2 separate regions of the Mus musculus genome follow, and region 2 is linked to region 1. Evidence: chromatin loops called from intact Hi-C (ENCODE). Cell type or tissue: heart. All regions are shown on one strand. Links, peaks and the distances in the headings refer to the core of each region. The heading gives the core; the rest is flanking DNA. Region 1 holds the start of Deaf1 (DEAF1, transcription factor). Region 2 holds the start of Taldo1 (transaldolase 1).

Region 1 (4,387 bases), core at 169-4,168:
GTAACCAGGCACACAACAACAGCACTCCCATGTTTGTGGCAGCTGTTAAACAAAGCATATAGTAGGGATGCCCTGCAGGTGAGGCTGCACGTGTAGTACAATCACATTTCTGAAATTTGCTTCATTAAGGAACATTGGGAAACTGGATGGATGGATGGATGGACAAACACTGGTCTGAGCTGGCTAAGACCAGTTTCTGTTCCATATTGCTAGCACTGGACCCTGCCTGCATATCATCTGAGCTCAGACCTCCTCATTTAGCCTGGGACTCAGCCATGGTGAAATATTGACTACAGCACCTTCTGGCTGCCCGGGACTCAGGTTAGCCACAGGTGTGTGTGTGTGTGTGTGTGTGTGTGTGTGTGTGTATGGGTGTGTATTCACCCAGGGTAAACTGACATTATGCCTTGGTTGTGTCTGGTGTAAACCAGGTATGCCATGGGTGTACCAAGGTATACTTCAGGTATGCCTTGGAGGTGCTGAGGAGAACTATAAGTGTGCTTGGGATGAGCTGAATGTATGCTATGAATATCTGGAGTCTAGCGCATGCCAGAGGCATGCTATGAATGAATATGTGGTAAGCTGCAGGTGTGACAAGATGTACCCTAGGACACACTGGGTGTGTCACAGCTATACCTGGTTTAAAAAAAAAAAAATCCCATCAAAGCCAACGGACTCAAAGTTCCAGAAAGCCAGGAATTTGAGAACTGGGGAAGAAAAGCAGCTGACCTTGACTTCAGACACCAATCCCTATCCCAGACACCCTACGGGTGCAAAAGAAGACAAAAGACCCAGAAATTCCAAAACCAGTTTGTCTAAGGAAAACAGCTAACTTATCTAGAATGCTCTTAACAAGCACCCTTTCCCTACCCTTAGCTACAAAAACCCCAGTCTAAAGCGAGTGGCCTATTGTCTTGAACTAACTGTGGTCATTGAGTGACTAGATCCTGTGCCCTGATCATCAAATGGCCAGAATTTAACAGCCACGTCTCTGGAACAAGCCTGCTTTAGTTGTTTGAGGTTGACTAAGTCATTTTTTTTCCCTACAAACGTAATTCTTATTCATCCTTACATCTGGGGTGAGCAACAGGGGAACTCGAGTGTATTGTGGATATGCCAGGGGTGAGCTGAATATACGTATATGGTTGTCCTGGATATTCTCAATGTGTAAACCCGGTGTGCCAAGGGTATATCGAAAAAATGAGAGATAGGTGTATCAAGGGCGTACTCGGGGTGAGCAGCGGGTATGCCAAGGGTGTGCTCAGGATGAGCCATAGGTATGCCATGCATGTCAGCTTTAGTGAAATATGGTTGTGTAGTTCGTATGCCACCATAGTGTACTCTGGGTAATCCACAGGTGGACCCCGGGTCACAGAAGGTGTGATATGGTTGTATACAGGGGCGTATCCCAGTGTGTGCCTCAGGTATATCACTGGAATACAGAGACGAGCTTCGGGACAGCCGCCGGGATACCCGAAGTGCCCCCACGCCCAACCGGAAGACACCCCCCCCACCCCTCGCTCTCCAACTCCGGCGCAGAAATCCGGGCTAGTGGGCTTAAGCCACCAGGTTCCGGAATAACAAGGTGACAATCAGAGGAGTTGCAGAGCCAGCCCAGACAGCCTCTCATCGTGACAGCATGAGACCACACTGTCCCTGCGATCGCGTAGCCCCGCCCGCCTCACCTGGCCGCACGGCCGCCATTTTGCCGCTGGGTCCGCCACAATCCCAGCAGCCTCTTGGCCGCACCCTCCCGCCATCTTCGCTCCTCCCGCCGCGCGGTGCAGCGAGCGTCCGACAGCGGCCGAGGCCCGATTCTCCCGTCCGGCAATACTCGGGAGCTTTCGGATAGAAGGAGGCGGGCACTGAGGCTCCGGAGAACTCGGCTCGGAGGTATTCGGCGGAGTTCGGCGAGGCCTCGTGTGGGTTCGGCTTTCGCCGCCCCGAGAGGGGGTTGGAGAAATCCCGTGGCGCCAGGGTCTGTCTGCGAACCCAGACTTCGTTGGAAGCAGGGGAGAAACTGCCCAGAGCCGGCCAGCTCTATCGGTCGGTGACCACAGTCAGATCCGCTTCTTAGACAGCGAGCAAGAAACGCTCGTAAGCTTTCGGGAAGCTTCGGGACCATTCGTATTATCTAGATTCTGCGCTTCGGGAAACTTCGGAGCTGCTCGGTTCTACACTCGGGCCATCAGCTCGGCTCTGCGGGCAGCTTCGGCTCGGTTCGGCGGGCGTCAGACTGCCTCTTCGGTCGCTGCTCGGGCGGTGGCTTCGGGCGGCCTCGGCCCAACTCGGGCGGCCTCTTCGGGCCCCGCTTCGGGCTCGGTGCCTGGCGCTTCGGGCGGTCCCGGACAGCGCCTTCGGGCGGACTCGGTGGAGTCCGTATGGAGGACTCGGACTCGGCGGCAAAACAGCTGGGCCTGGCCGAGGCGGCAGCTGTGGCGGCCGCTGCCGCGGTGGCGGCGGCCGCCGCGGCCGCAGCGGAAAGCGAGGCGGAGGAGCCGGTGTTAAGCAGAGACGAGGACTCGGAGGAGGACGCAGACTCCGAGGCGGAGCGCGAGACGCGGCGGGTCACCGCTGTGGCGGTGATGGCGGCCGAATCTGGGCACATGGATATGGGTACCGAGGCTCTGCCCAGCCCCGATGAGGCCGCCGCCGCCGCCGCCGCCTTCGCAGGCAAGTGCGCCCGCCGGCCTCGCGCCTCACCGGGTTCCCGCGTGCAAGCTCTGAACACATGCACCAGGCACAGGCCACTTTCCATATGCTTTGTGCATCTGTCATGCACATCTGTCTTCCAGGGAAGGCTCTCTTCCACCTGTCCTGCACACCTGCCCAGCACCTGCCCTGCCAGTGCACCTCACAGTGACCTGCACGCCTGCCCTGCCTCTGTCCATGCCCCTGCACCTGACACCTGCCCCCCATACATGCTCTGTACCACCTGTGCACTTCACACCTGCCCGTGCACTCACAATGCCCTGAACACCTACTCTGCACCTGCCCATGCATCTCACAATGACTTGCACCCTTGCTCTTTCCCTGCCCTGCATCTCACAGTGCCCTGCATGCCCATCTTGCACACACACATGCACACGCACAGCACACTCTCACTCCTCTAGCCTTGCTCTGCACTGTATACAGACGTGTCTCCCTTGTGTGAGTGTGCCTCTCTGTTCTTTGTCTGTTTTACCCTTTGGAACTTTCTCAGTACCTACCACCTGCCTTGTCCTCTCCTGCTGCTTCCTGGGAGCTGAGAGCACAGATGGGTCACATGTGAGTTCTGTTCTAGAGGTGCCCCAGGTATGGTCAGCAGCATTACTGCTGGTAGACCTGTCTGTCTCAAAGGCCAGTTCAAGTGTGACATGAGAGGGGCAAGAGAGTCATCCAAGGCAGGCAACCTTGCAAAGGTAACGATGCAGAAACCAGCCTTGCTTTATATTGTGACATGAGCTGCTCCGTGCTGTATCTCCTAGTCTTCCTATGCAGATATCCCCTCCTTCTCCATCACTTAGTTTTCCATTTTTCTCCTTCTGTTTTCTCACACAAAGAGCACCCGATTCTCATGTTTTATGACAAATGGAGCCTTGAGCTGAGCTGTATCACCCTGTACAGGTGATACCACACCAAACTGCCTCCTACAATCCCACCACACACCCCACCCTTTGACCTTCCTGAGTGTTGAACTCCCTACCAATTGGAGCTCTTATATGTTTTATGCTTGTACATGCGAATCCTTGGAAGACCATCATTTTGCCATGCGTCTTGTTTCGTTCTTTCCAGTGTGAAGCTGCAGGCTTGGCATTGGGCTTTTATTCAGGGCACATCAGAGCTGAAGCTTAACTCTGGGTGGGTGTTCAGACCGTTGGCACTGGAACGCAGTGGTGGAGAACCCTTGCTTCCGCGTGTTTTCTGCTGTACCTACCTACCTGAAGCCTAGATCCAGTCACAGGAGTGAGGGAAGCTTCCTAGAGCTTTAAAAAAAAAGATATATATATATATTTTTATGTGTATATATGTGATTGCAGGTGCCTGCAATTCCTCTTGGAGCTAGAGTTACACATGGTTGTGAGGACCTCACATAGGTTCTTGGGTCCTCTGAAAGAACAGCATGCTCAAAATTTCTGAGCCATCCGGATCTCTTCCCAGAGTTGTTGTTCTTCTTTTTCTAAAGTTAATTTATTTAATGTGTGTGGCTGCTTTGCCTGCATGTATCTCTATGTTTGCTTGATCCCCTTGGAGTCAGAAAAAGGCTTCGGTTCCTTTGGAACTGGAGTTATAGGGAGTTGTAAGCCACTTATGTGGGTGCTGGGAATTGAATCTAGGATCTTTGGAAGAGCAGACAGTGCTCTTAACTGCTGAGCCATCTCTGGTCCCTTTCCTGGAGCTTCTTTCT
Region 2 (4,387 bases), core at 227-4,226, 64 kb before region 1:
GTCACGGTGACAGCCTAAGTCTATGAGTTATGACACAGCTGCAGAGATAACCAGAGCAGGCCTAGCCCGCAGGCAGCGCAATGCGTGGCTCGTTCTGCTGTCTTGCTTCCTGATTTGGACATCACTAGGGAAACGGGGCAAAGGGTGTATGGGCTACTTTTGCAACATCTCAGGAGTTTGAGGTTATTTCAAAATAAGAAGTAAGTAGGGGAAAATGTGCTCTGGAGTGGTGCTGGCTGAGGTGTGAATCCACTGAAGGGTGCACAGAAAACACAGTTTTTATCATATAAAACTACAGACTCTGGCAGGGCAGTGGTGGCAGAGGCAGGTGGATTTCTGAGTTCGAGGCCAGCCTGGTCTACAAAGTGAGTTCTAGGACAGCCAGGGCTACACAGAGAACCCTGTCTCGAAAAAAACAAACAAACAAAAAAACCCAAACAAAAAACAAAACAAACAAAAAACCCTACAGACCCAGGGCTGGGGACACAGTTGAGTGGCAGCTGTTTTAGCAGGTGTGATGTCAGAGCTTGAGCTCTAGCCTCCCCTCCCCTCCCCTCCCCTCTCCTCCCCACCCCACCCCCAGCTGAGCATTAAGGCCCAAAGACCCTGAGGTTCAGAGGAAAATGAAAGGGGTCAAAAGCGTTCGGAAACTCTATTTTCAGGAGCCTGTGATACCCAAGGGGTGAAGAACCCTCACCACAGCTGGGCAGGGGTGGTGCACAATGCTGATCCCAACACTTAGGAGGCAGAGGCAGGCAGATTTCTGTGAGTTCGAGGCCAGCCTGGTCTATAAATCAAATTCCAGGAAAGTCAGGGCTACACAGAGAAACCCTGTCTTCAAACAAATAAACACCAAAAGAAACCTTTACCATCTGACAAAAAAAAAAAAAAGACTTTGAATAAATAAAGTATATAAAATAGATTTTGAATCTGACAATGTTTATAATTATTTGTTTTAAGCCACACTGTCAATGAATGTGCTCTTTGGCTCTTTGTTGTTGTTTGAGACAGGCTCTTACTATGTAGCTCAGGCTAGCCTGGAACCATGTAGCCCAGGCTGGCCTCCAACTCATAAAGATGTGCCTGCCTCTGCCTCCCAAATGCAGGTGTGAGCTACCATGCCTGTCTCTTGCTCTCTTCACAAACATTAGCCGGTAAACTCTGCACTACACACACAGTGGAAAAACCTTAGGACTCCCAGATGGATTTCTGGAAGCTGACGAACACAGCTTGTGTCAGACGGGTTTGCTATTAGACCCACATCAAGTCTGTCCTTTATAGCTAAGCAGCCCAAATATGCCTAATCACTCTCTGCGACTCTCTGAGAGATAAACAATGCACTTACTCATGAGGAATTAAAGCCTGTTTCTCAAGTCACCGTGAGAAAGCAGAAAAGAGCAGAAGTGCTTTTGTACTGAGCTCACACGGAGCATTTCCTGAAAGTCTTTCTCACAGCACATGTGAGATCACCTCCACCACCCTCCAAGGATGAGAGCAAGACTAACAGCACAAGTCTTTCCACCTGTTTTCCGCGTCCCTACCAAGTCCAGGAAAATCTGAGTACTGGAGCTGCGCATGGTGGCACTGCCTGATCCAGCACTAAGGCTAAGATAGAAGGATTACCAGGAGTTCCAGAACAGCCTGTGGCTACACTGTGAGACCCAGTCTCAAAAGAGAAGGAAGTATGACAATGATAACCATTTGATTTAGTGTGTGCAACTGGTCTGACTCCAGCCATGCTGTGTACTGCCCATAGAGAGTAACCAGCTGCATGTGGAAAACCAGTGCAACAGGCTGCAAAAAGCAGATGGTGTCCAGTCTTGCAGACTGCACTGGCTCCAAAGTTGAGCCTGTGTCATCGTAGGGAATTGGGAGTAGGGGTGGGGGCACCCCGGGTCAGGGAGACTTTCTCGGACTACCTCTACCCACCGAGGCTTCGCGCCGGGCTCCCAGGGTCACCAATAGCCCAGGAGCTATTGATCCTTGAAGGTTCCGCAAACTCACCAATCCCAGCTCCAGCGCCCGCGAGGCCCCGCCCCTGACACCCACACCGGTGCTGGTTCCAAAATTGGGGGCGCAGCAGCTTAAATAGGGCGCATGCACCGCGTCCTCTTACCATTGAAATCACCCGTGTCGGCCACCACGGTGGTGAACTGCTTGAGCTGGTCCAAGGCGGACTCCATCCTCTGGCGCTTTACCGGGGACCCCGACATGGCGAAACGCGAACAGCTGAGGCGGTAGCCGGTGCGTGCTAACCCACAATGCCCCGCGCGTCCTGGCCAATCAAAGCAAAGCTAAATGAAGCCTGACGACGAGCCCCGCCCATGTACTTGGAGACCTTGCCATAGACCACGCCCCGTGTCACGGTCGGAGTTCTCTTCCCCAGTAGCGAGTGGTTAGTTTCTACCAGTCCAAGGAGAGTGGATTCTTTGTACCCCTCTAGAGCTCGGATGCGTAGAATGAACAGACAACGGATTCTACTGAGACGCGCGCTCAGTAAGCCTCAGACCCCACGGACTACGGATGGATGGGTGGCAGCGCTCTCGCTCCACACCCATGCTAATCCTTGAGCGGGTCCTTGCCTCCAACTGTGCATTCCCTACAGGGGCTTCAGAAGTGCACCCTTTCTCCAGCTGTGGGACTCCCCTACTCCCAGTTTAGGGACTGGGAGCTGCGCCCTCTCTGCTGATCGCGATAAGTCAAGCTCGGTGCAGCCCCTGCTTACAGGCAGACAAGCTAAAGCACAGTCTGAGAATCAATACAGGTGTATGGCCCCATGGGCGACTTCTGGCAAAGCCACCAGTTTCCGCTTCCCAGATGGAGTGGTTCTGGTGTTGCCTTAAGCTGCTGGGTGATCCTTCCCTTGCCCATGATTTTGCATCTCCCCTGGCTGGAAGTCTGTCTGGAATAAGCAGCAGTTTGAGAAAGTTGAGATGGGGAATTGAATCTTCAGTCATGAATAAAAATAGTAAGGGCAGTTTCTTTTACAGTGTTCCCATTATTGATTTGCAGTTCTTTGAATATGCTGGCTCAAGCTATTACACATATATGTGTATGCCGGATATTTTCTGTTAATATTTTGTTTACCACTCGTCTTAGTTTGCTTTCTATTGCTGTGATAAACACCACCACCCAAAGCAACTAGGCGAGGTTGATTGTACCTTACCCTCCCAAGTAACAATCTATCACTCAAGGACTGCAAGAAAGGCGCCTGGAGAAAACTTCTCACCGGCTTGCCTCCCTTGGTTTGCACAGCCTCCTTTCTTTACAGCCCTGAACTTCCAGGACCACCTGCTCAGGGATGGCACCACTCACCGTGGTGCTATGGGCTTTCCCTTATCAATCATTAATCTTAAAATTAATTTTTTCTTAAAAACGGAGCCAGGCAAGGTGGTACAGACCTTTAATCCCAGCATTCTGGAGGCAGTGGCAGGTGGATTCAAGGCCAGCCTGGTTTACATAGGGAGCTCCAGACTCGCCAAAGGGAAAAAGCCTTGCCGACTGACTTGCTAATCTTGAGGACAGAGGCATTCTCTCATTCGAAGTTCCCTCCTCCTGCAAAATCCGAGCTGTGTCAAGTTGACAAAAAAAAGTAACCAACACACTTTTTTTTTTTTTTTTTTTTTTTTTAGTATCTTTTAAAAATAGATTTTTCTTTGAAAGGAGACTGGCCTTGAACTCTTGGTCTTCCTGCCCCTGCCTTCCAAGTGCTCAGATTACAGGCAGGGGCCACCATACTTGGCTCCAGCTGACTCTATTCAAGTTCACTGGAAGATGGACTTTTATATACTAGGGGCCACAGAGGCTGCCTCTAGGGCAGTGTTTCTCAACTTGTGGGCCACAACCCTTTTGCAGAGGTGGTTGTGGGTGGGGTCAAATATCAGATAGCCCGCATATCAGATATTTACATTTTGGTTCATCATGGTAGCAAAATTACAGTTATGCAGTAACAATAAAAATAATTTTATCTTTGGGAGTTACCTCAAAAGGAGGAACTGACTCCATTGAAAGGTTGCAGCATTAGGAAGGCTGAGAACCATTGTGCTAGAGGACTAGGCTAATTGAAGGGGGCTCCACCTATCAGCTTTCAGGAAGTCACCACCTATCCCAGGGTGGTCATTGTTGGGGAAGCAGATGTTTGTGTCACCTATGCTCCTGTGACAATCATTCACTGGTTCCCCAAGCTGAACAAGGACTCGGTTGTTCCTTTGGTCTGTTATCAGTGCCCTAATTAGGGTAAGTGTTTGTTCATATCTGTTGAGACAATTATTGCCTTGAGTTGAGGGACTACCTCCCACCTACTCCTCCCTTGTAAGGCCCCAGTGACAAAAAATAAAGTTTGAGTCTACCAGAGTTCCCCTTGGGAAAGCAATGAATTATTGGGGGT

Evidence for each region. Peaks named below come from ENCODE experiments on the same cell type or tissue, not always from the same donor. Only the 100,000 strongest peaks of a DNase experiment are listed, where the experiment ranks them.
Region 2: it touches region 1 in a loop (4-fold over the local background); 5 of 42 quality-filtered maps call a loop at or near these places.

Annotation. Positions count from the first base shown.
Region 1 is chr7:141,325,565-141,329,951 of GRCm38, reverse strand. Deaf1 (DEAF1, transcription factor) reads left to right here and starts at 2,227. Exons shown (of 12, transcript NM_016874.3): 1 at 2,227-2,673. The coding sequence starts at 2,382. Tmem80 (transmembrane protein 80) reads right to left here and starts at 1,822. Exons shown (of 6, transcript NM_001141950.1): 1 at 1,686-1,822. In heart, for the core only: no CTCF peak of the experiment used is centred there; DNase peaks (open chromatin) are centred at 1,801, 2,251 and 2,861; H3K4me3 peaks cover 3,159 bases; H3K27ac peaks cover 2,582 bases.
Region 2 is chr7:141,390,048-141,394,434 of GRCm38, reverse strand. Taldo1 (transaldolase 1) reads right to left here and starts at 2,275. Exons shown (of 8, transcript NM_011528.4): 1 at 2,117-2,275. The coding sequence starts at 2,213. In heart, for the core only: no CTCF peak of the experiment used is centred there; a DNase peak (open chromatin) is centred at 2,274; H3K4me3 peaks cover 2,265 bases; H3K27ac peaks cover 1,626 bases; H3K27me3 peaks cover 452 bases.